3 separate regions of the Homo sapiens genome follow, and all the other regions are linked to region 1. Evidence: chromatin contacts called from ENCODE Hi-C data. All regions are on one chromosome and are shown on one strand. The core of a region is the stretch at or near the end of the contact, and the rest is flanking DNA. Distances in the headings are between cores, read along the strand shown.

Region 1 (4,551 bases), core at 1,463-3,962:
TTCAGTTCTCTCTCTCGCCTGGCCGGGGAGCTCCTGAGAGCAGTGGCAACATTTGAGATTTATCACCATGCTTCTCTTGCATCCCATGAAACACAAATATTCAACAGAAAGTTCACCTCTGATCAAATGAACAGAATAAATCTGGGGGCAAACACATACCAGGCTGGACTCCATCCGTCTCCTCTCCCAGCATGCAGCTTCCTGGGGGTAGAGACATTACCTTGTACACCATTAGCCCAGTGCCTGATACCAGGTGGGCATTGACTAACTGGTTGCCAAATAATGCAAGAATGGGCTTTGTGCAGCTATAGCCATTTTCCACTCTAAGAAAATCCTACAGACAAAAGTCCAACCATTCAGAACTGGTAAATACTGAAGGCCTGAAGGCTGCTACCGACAATATAATTCTGTGCTTTACCAAAAGCCTTGTAACATGATTCCTTTAAATGTCAGGGTCCCCTGAATAATCTAATTTACAAGAATTCCACTTACACGCAAATTCTGGGAACAAGCCAGGGGAGGCACATCCTGGCCGGGAAATAGCAAGCCTGACTTTGACATCTGCCCTAACAGCTGATTCATTAATAAACGGGATTCCTGGGGTCCTGGCTACATTTTGCCTCGTGGTGTCCAGATTGGAGTGGGGCAGGAGGAGGTCCCTAAGAGTCTGAGGGAACAGCAAGGTCAGTCAGCCAACAGCAGGTGGTCCTGCTACACTCTGCTCCAGAGCACAGATGCCGTATGTGGCTGAAGGGCCTGGGAGGGGGCCAGGAGCACACGGGCTTTGTGTGCACTCTAGGCTAGCTCAGAGAGGAAGACAAACCCCTCATGCCTGGTAAATGGCTGCTCAGCCAGTAAATGTGATCCTACATCCTTCACAGTCACCTGGCTGCTGCCTCCTCCTCCCCGCCAAGGTGTTCAGACCCAAGGTACTGCATCTCTTCTCCCACGACCCATGGAAGAAAACAGTGCTGAAACTGTCACCGGCAGACTTTTGCAGTCATCTCATCCTCCTCACGTAAGTCTCTACGGAAAAGCCTGCCTAAAAGTTACCTCCACCCTCTAGCAGCCTAGTGGACAGAGTCCATCCTCCCTGGATCTTTGTGGACAGCAGCAGGCCACATGCAAACGGCAGAGTGCTCTAAGAAAAAGAAGGAAGTGAGAAAGGGAGGGAAGAAGACAAAACAGGGGATACATTTAAAAACTAACAAAGGCTCTGATGGAGCCAGATGAACCAGATCTGAATCTTGGCTCTGCACACCTGCTGTGTAAGCACAGACAAGACATTAAACCTCACCATTCCTCAGTTCACCTATAAAATGGAACAGTAATACCGACTTTACAGAAAGGCTGTGATTAAAAGTGCATATGAAAAGCTTAAAGTGCTTTGCACAGTGCCGGGCACATATTCTCTCTTGAGCTTAGAAATCTCTGTCAAATGAGATTCTTGTCAACTCTGCCCACTATGAGGATCAAATGGGAAAACTGCCTTAGAATGCCACAGAAGCTGTATTGGACACACCTAGGGGACTGTTACTGGTATGCTGGGCGGCCAAGCCAGCAGACTCAAACAGCTCTGCAAATCAGCCAGAGTGGGGAGTGAGCTTCCTCTGCCTATAAGCACAGAACCCCCACCGAGATTTTTTAGATGCCATCCTTGTGATCCTAGGGCTTCCGGCCTCCACCAAAACGCTCCATGCATCCTTCCAACCCCCGCACAGTCCTCAGTTTACATAGAGAAAAACCAGCACACTAAAGGAAGTGACGTGTCTTTAAACATACAAACAGGAAGCCGAGAACAGAATTAAGGAGGGAATCCAGGCTCCTTATACCAGCCCTGGTTCCTCCCAGAGGCTCATCCCATCTCACTGGGCAATCATTCTACACACCACAACCACCGGTTACACTGTCCCTCCCCGCTGTCAGGGCCTCTGACACCAGTTGTGGCAATCACTTATAGTACAGAGGAGAAACCAAAGTCCAGAGGGAGAGATCACACAGTTGGTGCGCAGCAAAGTCTGGGCTTTTCGATATGGCAGCCTCCCTGCAGACAGGCTGACCTTGGCCGCAAGGGCTCTCGGGCTGTCTTTTTTGAGCTGCACCTGTGTCGGGCTGGCGCTCGGGTGGCACCCAAGGTTAAATACGACAGCAACTTCTGTGCAGCGGGCACTTAACTGTGCCAGGCTCTGAACTGGGCATTTTACCGATTTTACCGATTCCTCCCATCCATCCTCCAAGTGGGCGCTCTCCATATCCCTGTTTCTCGGAAGGGAAACAGGCTCAGAGAAAGGGATTTGCTGCGGTCTGGGGACCGGGGTGGGGGAGTGCCCTGCCTGGGCTTTGAGTGCCTTGACTTTCCTCCTGTACCCCGACCCATGGACTGCTCCGTAGTCCCTGCCCAGGTCCGGCCCGTAGACCTCTTGGGGACGCGCACGTGAGGCCTGTGCCGGCCCGCGCGCACGCGCCGGGTCACGTGACGAGCCGGGGACCCGGGACCTCAGGGCGCCGAAACAGTTAGGGGTCGCAGCCTCCCCTCTCCCAGCGGCTGCCTACCCTTCGCACCGCCTCGCGCTACTCACTCCGGGCGGGGGCTCCCGGGACCGAGAGAAGAAGATGGGGAAGAGGAAGGGAGGGCGGCGGCGGCGGAGACGCCACAAGCCAACCGCAGCTCCGCCAGACCACGACCAGACGCGACAGCTCGCGGCGCGCGCTGCCTTTGTCCGCCAACGTCACTTCCGGGCGTTTAGGGGCGGGCCCATGGCTGGCTCCACCCCCTCGCTCAGCTCGCCCCTCCCCCGCGCGGGCTCCGGATTTAACTTAACTTCTTTTGAAAAATAATTTAAATTTTTTTTTTTTTTTTTTTGAGATAGAATCTTGCTCTGTCAAGCAGGCTGGAGTGCAGTGGCGCGATCTCGGCTCACCGCAACCTCTGCCTCCCAGGTTCCAGCGATTCTCCTGCGTCAGCCTCCAGAGTACCTGGGACTACAGGCGTGAGCTACCACACCCAGCTAATTTTTGTATTTTTAGTAGAGACGGGTTTTCACCATGTTGGCCAGGCTGGTCTCGAACTCCTGACTTCAAGTGATCCGCCCGCCTCTGCCTTCCGAAGTGTTGGGATTATAGGCGTGAGCCACCGCACCTGGCCTAATTTGACTTCTTTAAAAAAAAAAAATTAGAGACGGGGTCTCACCCTGTTGCTCAGGCTGATCTTGAACTCCTGGCCTCAAGCGAGGCTTCCACCTCGGCCTTCCAGACTGCTGGGATTACATGCGTGAGCCACCGCGCCCAACACAGGTTACAGCTCAAAACTTGACTAAATTGACTTTTGGGAATCTAGAAGGACCTCCCGAACGGAAAAGAGCCGCAGCGTCGCCCTCTCCCCGTCCCCAGCACGTACAACAGTTCGTTTGGAGGCTGCAGGCTGGACTTCTAAAAACGAGTGTGTTGTGCGGGCTTTGAGTAAAAAGGGAAAAAAAAGCCATTGGTCCTCAAATCCACCCATCTCCATTAGCATCTTAAAATAATACCGACCCCCCAAAATAAATAAAATAAAAAGAAATACTCTCGGCAGTGCCATGGGATTCCCACTGAAATGAGCAAAACAAGCCCATGACGTTTCCATTCCAAAAGCGTGGCCCTTCCCTAGGCTCCTCCCATGCAAAGAAATTCTGGAGCTATCTCCGAGGCAGCGGTGATGGAAACGGGAGCTTGCAGGTGGGTAGAGCCTGTTAACATTTCCGAGCTTCAGTCTCCTGTCAGAAGAGGAAGTTGAGCAACGTAATAATTACTCAACTTCTGATGCTCTGAGAGGGTTAAACTTGTGGGACATTGCACGTCAGACCTTCAGCTCAGCACCTGCAGTGGGTTCTCAGGAAATGGAAGCTGTTATAATGACAATATCCATCTTAAGTTCATTTTTCCTATACTATTAATAATATCCTTGTGTTGGCAGGGCACGGTGGTGCACGACTCTAATCCCAGCATTTTGGGAGGCCAAGGCAGGCGGATCACCTGAGGTCAGGAATTTGAGACCAGCCTGGCCAACATGGCAAAACCCCGTCTCTACTAAAAATACAAAATTAGCCAGGGATGGTGGTGCATGCCTGTAGTCCCAGCTACTCTGAGGCTGAGGCAGGAGAATAGCCTGAACCTAGGAGGCAGAAGTTGCAATGAGCCTAGATCGCGCCATTGCTTTCCAGCCTGGGTGACAAGAACGAAACTCTGTCTCAAAAATAAAATAATAATAATACTATCCTGGTGTTCCTTCCTCTGGGCGACGCACACAGAAGGTGCTTAAAGTGTGTTTGCTCTAAATGTGTTGAAAGCTACGGTAGAAAGGGGATGCTAAAAAGCCCCTTCTGCATTGAGTCCGCAGGATGTGTGTATGTGCATCTTATTTGGCATACCCTCTAGACTATTCTAGGTCACAACTGCTACCCCTGGTCTGAGCCCCTCTCCCAAGCTTCATTTTCTGTGTCTTTAAGCAAAGGGATTGATCCTGGGCAATTTCAATCGGTGGGGGTGTCCGGAATCCTCCGCCAGGGGGCAGCT
Region 2 (4,551 bases), core at 1-2,500, 940 kb after region 1:
AGGTGCCCTTTTGTCCTGTAAAGACTACAAACCCCCTACAAAGCTAAGTGGGTGTGAAAGGGCCAGATCGCGCGGTTCATTTCCGGTAACCATCCCGGATTGGCAGCCCCCCTGCCGAGAGCCTCCTAGGCAGAGGCCAGCTTTCTTAGCCATTTCCAAGACCCCCGATACACTGGTCGCGGCGCCAGGTTTCTCCGCACGCTGGCGCGACGGGGCGGCCGCCCCACGTGGGGAGTGCGCCCGGGCTGGCCAGAGCATCCTCCCGGCCGGCCAAGGCCCAGCGCGCGGCCGCCCGCGTGTTCCCCGCGCCCCCACCCCACCCGAGCTCCAGGCAGAAGCCCCGCCGGGGCCAGCCTCTGGGCGGGGGTGCCGGGGGCGCCGCCGCGGGCCGGGCGCGAAGCGGAACCGCGCGGGAGGTCGGGCGCGGGGCCGCGTCCGGCCGCACCATGTGGCGGCGGCGGCGGCTGATGGGAGCGAGGCATCATGGCGGAGCACAATAAAGAGAGGCTTCTCGGGAGGGAGGGAGGGGGAGGAGAGCGAGGGAGGGGGGAGAGGAAGGGGGGGTCTCCTCCGCCCGCGCCGAGCAGGCCGCAGCGCCCCCGCCTCGCAGCGCGGCCGCCGCGGCGCGGGCCACCCAGGCCCCCAGCCCAGCCGCGCACAAAAAAGGGCGCCGAGTCCGCGGGCCCCCGCCCGGCCGCGCCGCGCCCCCCCGCCCGGCGCCCCCCGCGCGCGCCCCGGGCCCCGCCGGCGGCCTGCGGGCCGGGGCGGGCGGCGAAGATGGCGGCGCGGGCCGGCCCCCGGGCTCGCTGCTCTCACCTGAGGTCTCGTCGGCCCCGTCGTGGTTGGAGTTGAGCTCCTTTTTACTGACTTTGGCCGCCGGCGCCGACATGGTGCTGCTCCGCGGTCGGGGGGGGAGCGGGGAGGGGGAGAGAAGGGAAGGCGAAGGGGGCGGGCAAGCGGCTTCCCCTCACGCCACACGCGCGGGCGCCCGCTCGGTCCGGCCGCCTCCTCCCGGCGCTCGCTCGCTCTCCCTCCCCCTCGCTCGCTCGCGCGCGCTACCCTCGCGGCCTGACGCCGAGGGACGGGCTGGGGCGGCGTGCCGGGCCCCGGCCCGGGCTCCTGTTCGCGGAGGGGAGGCGGAGGCGGCGGCGGCGGGCGGCTCGGCTCCCTCACTCGCGCTCGGCGATCCAGCCAGCTCGCTGCTCGCTCTCCCGAGCCGCCTCCTCCTCCACCTCCTCCTACGGCGAGGGGCGGGCGCAGGGCGCAGGCGCGCCAGGCCCCGCGCGGATGCTCCGCCTCCGGCCGGGGAGGCTCGCGCCGCGGCGCCATTGGCCTGGGCGGCGGGATGAGGGGGCGGAGTCGCGGCGCGGAGACACAGGGCCCGGCGAGAGGTGGGAGGAAGGCGCGCGGCGACGCACGGCCGCCCCCCGCGCCGCGTCCCCTCCCCCGCTCTCCCCTCTCCGGCCCGACCCAGGACACTGGCGCGCGGCAGGCCGGTGGGCGGGGCGTCGCACGGAGGCGCGGGTGCCCCCGGCCGGCGCGTCACGTGGTGAGCGAGCGGCTTCCCTGCTCCGCGGGGCACCGGGAGCGGGGCGCCCACCACCCCGAAAGTGCAGGCCCGGCCTCGTATGGGGGCCCCGAATTCCGCCCGGCCTCTCGGCGCCTTCCACTTCGTGGAGAAAGCAGGGGGCACCCCATTCTGGATGCCAGATGGGGAACTGCCGATCGGACTCAAACTCGGGCTCGTGTGCGAAGCCCCAGGCTGTGTAATCCGCGCGCAGGGCCATTCCTGGGTTTTAGTCCAAGCCCTGCCCAGCAAGCTTGTACCCTTGAGCAAGTCACCCTTCCTCTCTGAACCCGTTTCTGTTATGAAATGATAAAGGTTACGACACTGAAGCCACATTAAACTCGAAGTCCTGTGAAGGCAGGGAGGTACCACATTAGTCCGCGGTGCCCAGCGCCCGCAAGAATCATACTGAGCGTTAAGTGCCAGTTTCAGCAGCGCATGGCACGGTTATCTCACCGAGGCCTCACAACAGCCCCAAGCGATAGGCGGTGTTCTGTTCATAGAGATGAAAGGGGCCAACAAGTTCTACTTGAGAGGCAAAGTTCTGAACCACTAAGGAGGGCCAAAGCATTTTGTTTAAATAATACTTTTCAAGTAATGCGGATGCCCCACATTCTGTCCCTCCAGCACCCCAAGACATGAACCATAAAAAGCCAGAAAAACCCTGATTAGTAGCATTTGTTTGTTTGTTTTGAGACGGGAGTCTTGCTCTGTCCCCCAGGCTGGAGTGCAGTGGCGCAATCTTGGCTCACTGCAAGCTCTGCCTCTCGGGTTCAAGCAATTCTCCTGCCTCGGCCTCCCGAGTAGCTGGGGCTACAGGCACGTGCCACCATGCCCGGCTAATTTTTGTATTTTTAGTAGAGATGGAGTTTCACCACCTTGGCCAGGCTGGTCTACTGACCTGGGGTGATCCACTCACCTCGTCCTCCCAAAGTGCTGGGATTACAGGCGGGAGCCACTGCGCCCGGCCAGTACCATTTGTTGATTTTAGTGATACGCTGGCCAATTTCAAATCCTGGCCATGCAATAGCTCACTCCTGTTATCCCAACACTTTGGGAGGCCAAGGCAGGAGGATCGCTTGGGCCCAGGAATTCCAGGCTTCAATGAGCCCCAATGCAGCCACTGCACTGAAGCCTGAGTGACAGAGCAAGACCCTATCTCTAAAACAAAAACAAAAAAATACCTGAAATCTCTCTTTGGACATTTTTAACCAGAACTTGGGGTTGGAATTCTGCCTTCCAGAACTCACACTTTACCATTGGCTCTTTTTTTTTTTTTTTTTTTTTGGTGGGGGAGGGGACCAAGTCTCATTCTGTCTTCCAGGCTGGAGTGCAGTGGTGCCATCTCAGCTCACTGCAACCTCCGCCTCCCGGGTTCAAGTGATTCTCCTGCCTCAGCATCCTGAGTTGCTAGGATTACAGATGTGAGTCACCACGCCCTGCTAATTTTTGTATTTTTTGGTAGAGACAGGTTTTCACCATGTTGGCCAGACTGGTCTCAAACTCCTGACCTCAGGTGATCCACCTGCCTCTGCCTCCCAAAGTGCTGAGATTACAGGCATGAGCCACTGAGCTCGGCCCACTATCAGCTCTTAAAGCTCAAGCAGCATCTTTCATGTTCAAGACAGTGCACGGTGAGTGTCTTAGCCTCCCGAGTATCTGGGATTACAGGCGCCCACTACCATGCCAAGCTAATTTTTGTATTTTTTAGTAGAGACGGGGTTTCACCATGTTGGCCAGGCTGGTCTCGAACTCCCGACCTCAGGTGATCTGCCCACCTCGGCCTCCCAAAGTGCTGGGACTACAGGCATGAGCCACCCACTGTGCCTAGCATAAACTAAACTTTGTTGCAAGTGACAGAACCAAGATTCTAAACCAAGTAGCAATTGACAAAGCCCTTACCTTAAAACAGTTTTTCTATTTTTATTGTTGTTATTATTATGAGACAGGGTCTCTCTCTGTCGCCCAGAACCATGGCTCACTGCAGCCTTGACCTCCTGGGCTCTGGGGATTCTTACACCTCAGCCTTCTGAGTAGCTGGGACCACAGGCAAGCACCACTGCCACCTTGCCTGGCTAATTTTGTTTTTATCTTTTGTAGAGAGGAGGTATCACCATGTTGCCCAGGCTGGTCTCAAACTCCTGAGCTCAAACCATCCTTCAGCCTCAGCCTTCCAGAGCTCTGGGATTACAAGAGTTAGCCATCGCACCCTGCCTCAGTTTTTTTAATGTGACCAACAGTCAGAAGTACTTTTGACATCATGACCTAGCACACACAAACCAAAACTTACCCTTACCAAGGGTGATGTGATTCTAATTTCCTATTTAAAATGCAGGTCACACCCCACCAAATTGATTTCACGACCCGCTCCTGGGCTGAGTCTGTCTGAGAACACTATGCCAAGGGCTGGCTGCTTCCATCCTCAAAGCCTGACCCATAGGGTCACTCCTGACCCACAATGTCTCCTAAGTGCCTTATCTGCCTGTTTCCCAAGCACCTGCAGGGGTCCCAGGGAACCCTGTAATGCCTTCTGATGGGGGAGTGGGCTTTCAGGTTCCCTTTCTGGCCTCCCAACCCTCCCTGCCACCTCCCTGCCCCTCTTTTCCTGCCCTTCCCCACACAGTGCTTCTCAAGATAAATATGAGCACACTAGGAAGTTGAAGAGAAAGAGAAAGCAAAAGGGCCAGGGGTGTGAGTAAACACAGGCGAGCCGGGGGCACACTGAGAGGTTATTCACCCACTCTTAGGACTCTGCTCTCTCCCCGTCTCCAACACCAGAAGCTCTGCATTCTCTCTTCTTGGCCTCTCCCCTCACTCAGAATTCCTCCCTTGCCTCTCTCCTCTCCTCCTGGCCCCTCTGGTTGTTTTTTTTTTTGTTGTTGTTGTTGTTGTTCTTGTCGCCCAGGCTGGAGTGCAATGGCACGAACTCGGCTCATTGCAACCTCCGCCTCCGGAGTTCAAGCAATTCTCCTGCCTTAGCCCCC
Region 3 (4,551 bases), core at 929-3,428, 900 kb after region 1:
ATCGCTTGAACCTGGGAGGCAGAGGTTGCAGTGAGCCGAGAGCCCGCCATTGCATTCCAGCCTGGGCAACAAGAGCGAAACTCCGTCTCAAAAAAAAAAAAAAAAGTGTGGTGGGATGGGAACTTACAATTGTGATCCTTCCTCTGTCCATTTGAGATGAGTGTGTATCTCCTACAACTCAGAAGTGTCTTTTTCAAGGACCTGAAGGCCATTCTATTGAAATGTAATATCAGGAAGGACAGAGCCTCTGTCTCCCAGTCTCTGCAGGAGAACAGAGTCCTAACTTTCACCATTGCCAGCGAGCACGCGGAGCTGCCTAATCACATTTACCATGACCAACCCTTTGGAATTTTTCATTTCCCTTATTCTGCTGAAGCCCTCACCGTTTCCCTCCACTCCCTCATTCTCCCTTTAAGCCAGACATGGTGGAGCACGCCTGCAGTCCCAGCTACTCTGGAGGCTGAGGGGGAAGATTGCCTCAGGTCAGGAGTTTGAGGCCATAGCGAGACCCCATCTCAAGAAAGCAGAAAACCAAAACCACAAAAAACATCAGTCACCTCTGCACAAACAGAAGTTTCAGTTGGTTCACACTGGGCTCTCCGCCCTATCAGTAGTATATTGTTAATTAAAATCTGGCCTTACTATTTGAACTAGTGTTGGGATGTTTGATACTAGCACAGTGCCTAACCCACGGAAGCTTCAGAATTATGTGCTGAGTGGATAATGTGCTGGATGTCCCCACTGAGCACATCAGATCCTGCACCCAGTGCAGTAGTCAAGACTTAGCTGCAAATGACAGACACCCAACTCAAACATCTACTCAGGCTAGTCAAAGGTGGGAATTGGGGCCAGGCATGGTGGCTCACACCTGTAATCCCAGCACTTTGAGAGGCTGAGTTAGGCAGATCACTTGAAGTCAGGAATTCGAGACCAGCCTGGACAACATAGTGAAACCCTGTCTCTACTAAAAATACAAAAATTAGCTGGGCGTGGTGGCATGTGCCTGTAACCCCAGCTACTTGGGAGGCTGAGGCAGGAGAATCACTTGAACTTGGGAGGTGGAGGTTGCAGTGAGCCCAGATCGCGCCACTGCACTCCAGCCTAGGCAACAGAGTGAGGCTCTGTCTCAAAAAAAAAAAAAAAAAAAAGGTGGGCATTCATTGACTCTTGCAACCAGGGGATGCAGAGTCAGTATCAGCTTCAGGGACAGCCGGATCTAGAGGGCTCAGACAATGTTGTTCAGACCATCTCTTGCTCCCTCCTTTAGTGCTGCTTATCCATCTCTATGTGTCTTTATAAGTTGGTCTCATTTTCTCCAGCCACAGACAGGGTAAGCCCTCTCCGCCCAGCGTAAAGACGGCTCCCAGTTGCCTTATATCCCATTCCTTAGGCTTGAGATCCAAAAGAATGCTCCTTCCTCTCAGCATCTAGACAGTAATCTCATGGAAGGCCTGTGATTGGTTCTGCAGAGTCGAAAGCCCACAGCCTGCCGCTCGCCATCCTATGGGGTGAGGGGCAGTCCCTCCAATCACATGGGATGGGAAGTCGATTCCCCAACCAAAAAAAGGATGTTGAGCTGAGAAAAACAACAGATGTCAGAGGAGTATCCTGGAGGAGCTGGGATGGGGCCAATCAGAGGGAGGCGGAGGAGGATGCTGGTATCAGTGGGAGGTGCTGTGGAAAGGCGGGGCTGAGTGGAGAAGGCCCTGGGGACACAGGGAAGGAGGACAGCCTGCAGCCTCCGGTGAGGAAAGTCCGCCTGTAGGTGGTGGCTCACAGCAGGAGAGGCAAGACAGTCCCGTGCTAGACAAGGCGCTTCCATTATTTAATCCTCCCAAACACCTTAGGAGGAAGACACTATTGTAATCCCCCTTATAGAGACAGAAAACAGCTCAGAGGGGCTCAGTAACTCGCCCAGGGTCACACAGGTAGGAAGGGGCAGTGCTGGGATTTCTGACTCCCGCCTAAGTTGGATCACCCATAGTCAGAATGTGCACCACGTACCTCCACTTTTCTCTCGTCCGTTTGCAATATCTGAGAATACATAGCAAGGAGGTAAAGCTGTCACCACAGAGCAACCTTGGGCGAGCCTTGGCCCTCTCGAGACTTTAGTCATCACATCTTTGAAATGGGTACAATTTTGCCTCCCGGACTCACAGCAAGCCGCTGGATCTTCGAAGCGCCCAGGGAGCTACGCGCATGCGCGAGGCTGCGAGGGCGGGCACAGGGGAACGCGGGGGAGGGCACAGCGGAGCGCGGGGGAGGTGCGCGCGCGCTCCGGCGCTTTCAAAAGTTACCTGGCGGGTGGGGCTGGAGTTGAGGGAGTTACCAGCTGCGCGCGCGCCGGCCCCACCCTCAGCCTCTTCAGGCACCTGTTGGCTTGAGGGTCCATTCGGCCGCAGATGCCATCCAATAGGCAGCCTCCCTGACCCAGTCCGGCCCCGCCCAACGCCTAGATCCACCAGTCCCCGGGCGGCGGCGTTCCCCTCCCTCGGAGGGCCCGCCCCTCTGGGCGCTTCTTCCGGGTGGGGCCCCGGGCCGAGGCGATGGCGCCCTGGGCGCTCCTCAGCCCTGGGGTCCTGGTGCGGACCGGGCACACCGTGCTGACCTGGGGAATCACGCTGGTGCTCTTCCTGCACGATACCGGTGAGCCGGACCCCGAGCGACCCCGGACCCACCCGATCCCGCGTACTTCCCCAGACGTTCTGGTCACACTGGGTCTCCCGCCTAATCCCTGGAGATCCTGGGATTGGCCCGATCTCCACCAGCTCCTGAAGCCCTCTCCCCATCTATCATTCCAAGAGCCACCTGCTCTCTGTCTGATACCCCGTTGATCCCTAATTAATCCCAGCATCTTCCTGATCATTGCCAAATGCCCTGTCCATCCCAGGACCCAGCCGGTGCCCACCAGATCCAAGGACCGACTTGAGCCCCATGTCCCCTGATCCTGGGACCCACATGATCCTTCCCAGGAACTGACCCCAAATCTTCCTATCCATACGATTAGGAGGCTCAACTAGATGCAAAGATTGGCATTCTGCCCACACCCACACCCCCCACACCCCCATGGCCACTAGCTGCCCAAGTCCAGGCAAACCCTCAGGCCAGAGAACACTCCATGGGGTGCGGCCTGTCTCCCATCTTCCCACAGATTCACCCACCCACCCACCTCCATTTCCCTCATTCCTCTTAGTAGCCCCCTACCCAGCGCCTCACCTGCCACAGGCAGCCTCCCCCACTGTCCCCCACAGCAGACCCCAGCCCTCCTTCCATGGCGGTCCAGCCTCAGTTTCTGGACTGGGGCCCCTTCTGGCTTTCCTCCCAAGACAGACCTCCTCCACCACCTTCACCCTTTAGCCTAAAAACTTGCTCAGGTCTCCGTATCAGAAAACCCCCCTCAAAACCCACCCTTTCTTCTCTGCTCCCCCTTACAACCAAGGGACACAGGATTTGTCTACACTCTGCTGTCTGGTGGTCTCATGCCCCCTCACTCCTTGCCCTGCACCCTACCTCCCCAAAATCCTGTCACCTCCCTGGGCTGAAGCCTGCTGGACCCTTCCGTATGCCCCTCTGCAGCATCTGAGCCTGCCAGCTGCACCCTTCCCACTGTATCTCTCTCAGGCATTTCAGACCTAACCAGTCTCTCACCATTGCAGAGCCAGAGACGCTGGACCCCTCTTCCCTCTCTCCCACATCCAGTCAGGTCTGGCTCCCTTGACCCAGCAGCCCCCTGTCCATTCCTTCCTCCCTCACTTCCTGCCAGGCCTTTGTAGCGACTCTCTTCTTCCTCCTGGCCAGATTCTCTGCCCCCAGGCTTCCCCTGATCCATTTCTTTAGCAATGAGGTTTTCCAAAACAGATCTGGCTCTATAACCTTCCATGGTTCCCTCTGACCCTCCAGATAAAAGTGCAGATGAACTGCTGGCCACACACAGCCACTCATGGAACCAACATCTCCAGGCCTTTGCTCAGCCAGGAACACACTTCCCCACCTCCAACTGCACCCCAACCCCACCCACTCCTGTTCTACCCGGCCCAGCCTCACTGTGCTCTCCGGCCTCTCCAGAGCTGCGGCAATGGGAGGAGCAGGGGGAGCTGCTCCTGCCCCTCACCTTCCTGCTCCTGGTGCTGGGCTCCCTGCTGCTCTACCTCGCTGTGTCACTCATGGACCCTGGCTACGTGAATGTGCAGCCCCAGCCTCAGGTAACCAGGGGCCCCTACTCTCACCAACAGGGACCTAACAACCAGCACCAGTCTCCATGCCAGGCTCTGTGCTGCAGGCTCTTGTGGGAGCAGTTCAGTGACTCCTCTTGCCACCCCTAGAGCCCCATCTACAGTAGTGAGGAAACTGCTGGGCCCCAGAGAAGGAAGAGACTTGCAAACATACACAGCCGCCCTCAGTCCAGGGTGCTCCGCCATACCCCACACCTCCATTCTGCATGGGATGGGTCCCAAACTCCATACCCAGAGCTAAGCCGGCCCCTAGGGGAGCTGCCCGCCAATGCCATCTGTCTCCCAAGGGGACCCTGTCTTACACCCCACCCCTCATTCC

The links. Hi-C counts contacts between places; a loop is a spot of excess contacts on that map. Pooled maps may share reads with other maps.
Region 2: a map of heart right ventricle shows a loop between it and region 1 (32-fold over the local background). The contact joins the promoter of SET here to the promoter of NTMT1 in region 1. A Hi-C loop is called at or near these places in 1 of 168 maps with a recorded cell type or tissue (heart right ventricle), 2 of 37 single-sample maps with no recorded cell type and 5 of 50 pooled maps.
Region 3: a loop to region 1 is called in a pooled map, with 8 times the contacts of the local background. The contact joins the promoter of ZDHHC12-DT here to the promoter of NTMT1 in region 1. A Hi-C loop is called at or near these places in 6 of 50 pooled maps.

The regions. Positions count from the first base shown.
Region 1 is chr9:129,624,324-129,628,874 of GRCh38, reverse strand. It overlaps NTMT1 (N-terminal Xaa-Pro-Lys N-methyltransferase 1), which reads right to left and starts at 2,712. Exons shown (of 4, transcript NM_014064.4): 1 at 2,580-2,712. RefSeq lists a silencer at 2,348-2,587 and an enhancer at 2,201-2,739.
Region 2 is chr9:128,685,921-128,690,471 of GRCh38, reverse strand. It overlaps SET (SET nuclear proto-oncogene), which reads right to left and starts at 1,250. Exons shown (of 8, transcript NM_003011.4): 1 at 817-1,250. The coding sequence starts at 889. RefSeq lists silencers at 381-500, 881-1,790 and enhancers at 2,077-2,953, 4,304-4,403, 4,444-4,533.
Region 3 is chr9:128,722,089-128,726,639 of GRCh38, reverse strand. It overlaps ZDHHC12-DT (ZDHHC12 divergent transcript), which reads right to left and starts at 2,178. Exons shown (of 2, transcript NR_046240.1): 1 at 2,005-2,178. ZDHHC12 (zDHHC palmitoyltransferase 12) reads left to right here and starts at 2,513. Exons shown (of 5, transcript NM_032799.5): 1 at 2,513-2,646; 2 at 4,066-4,202. The coding sequence starts at 2,547. RefSeq lists a silencer at 2,145-2,624.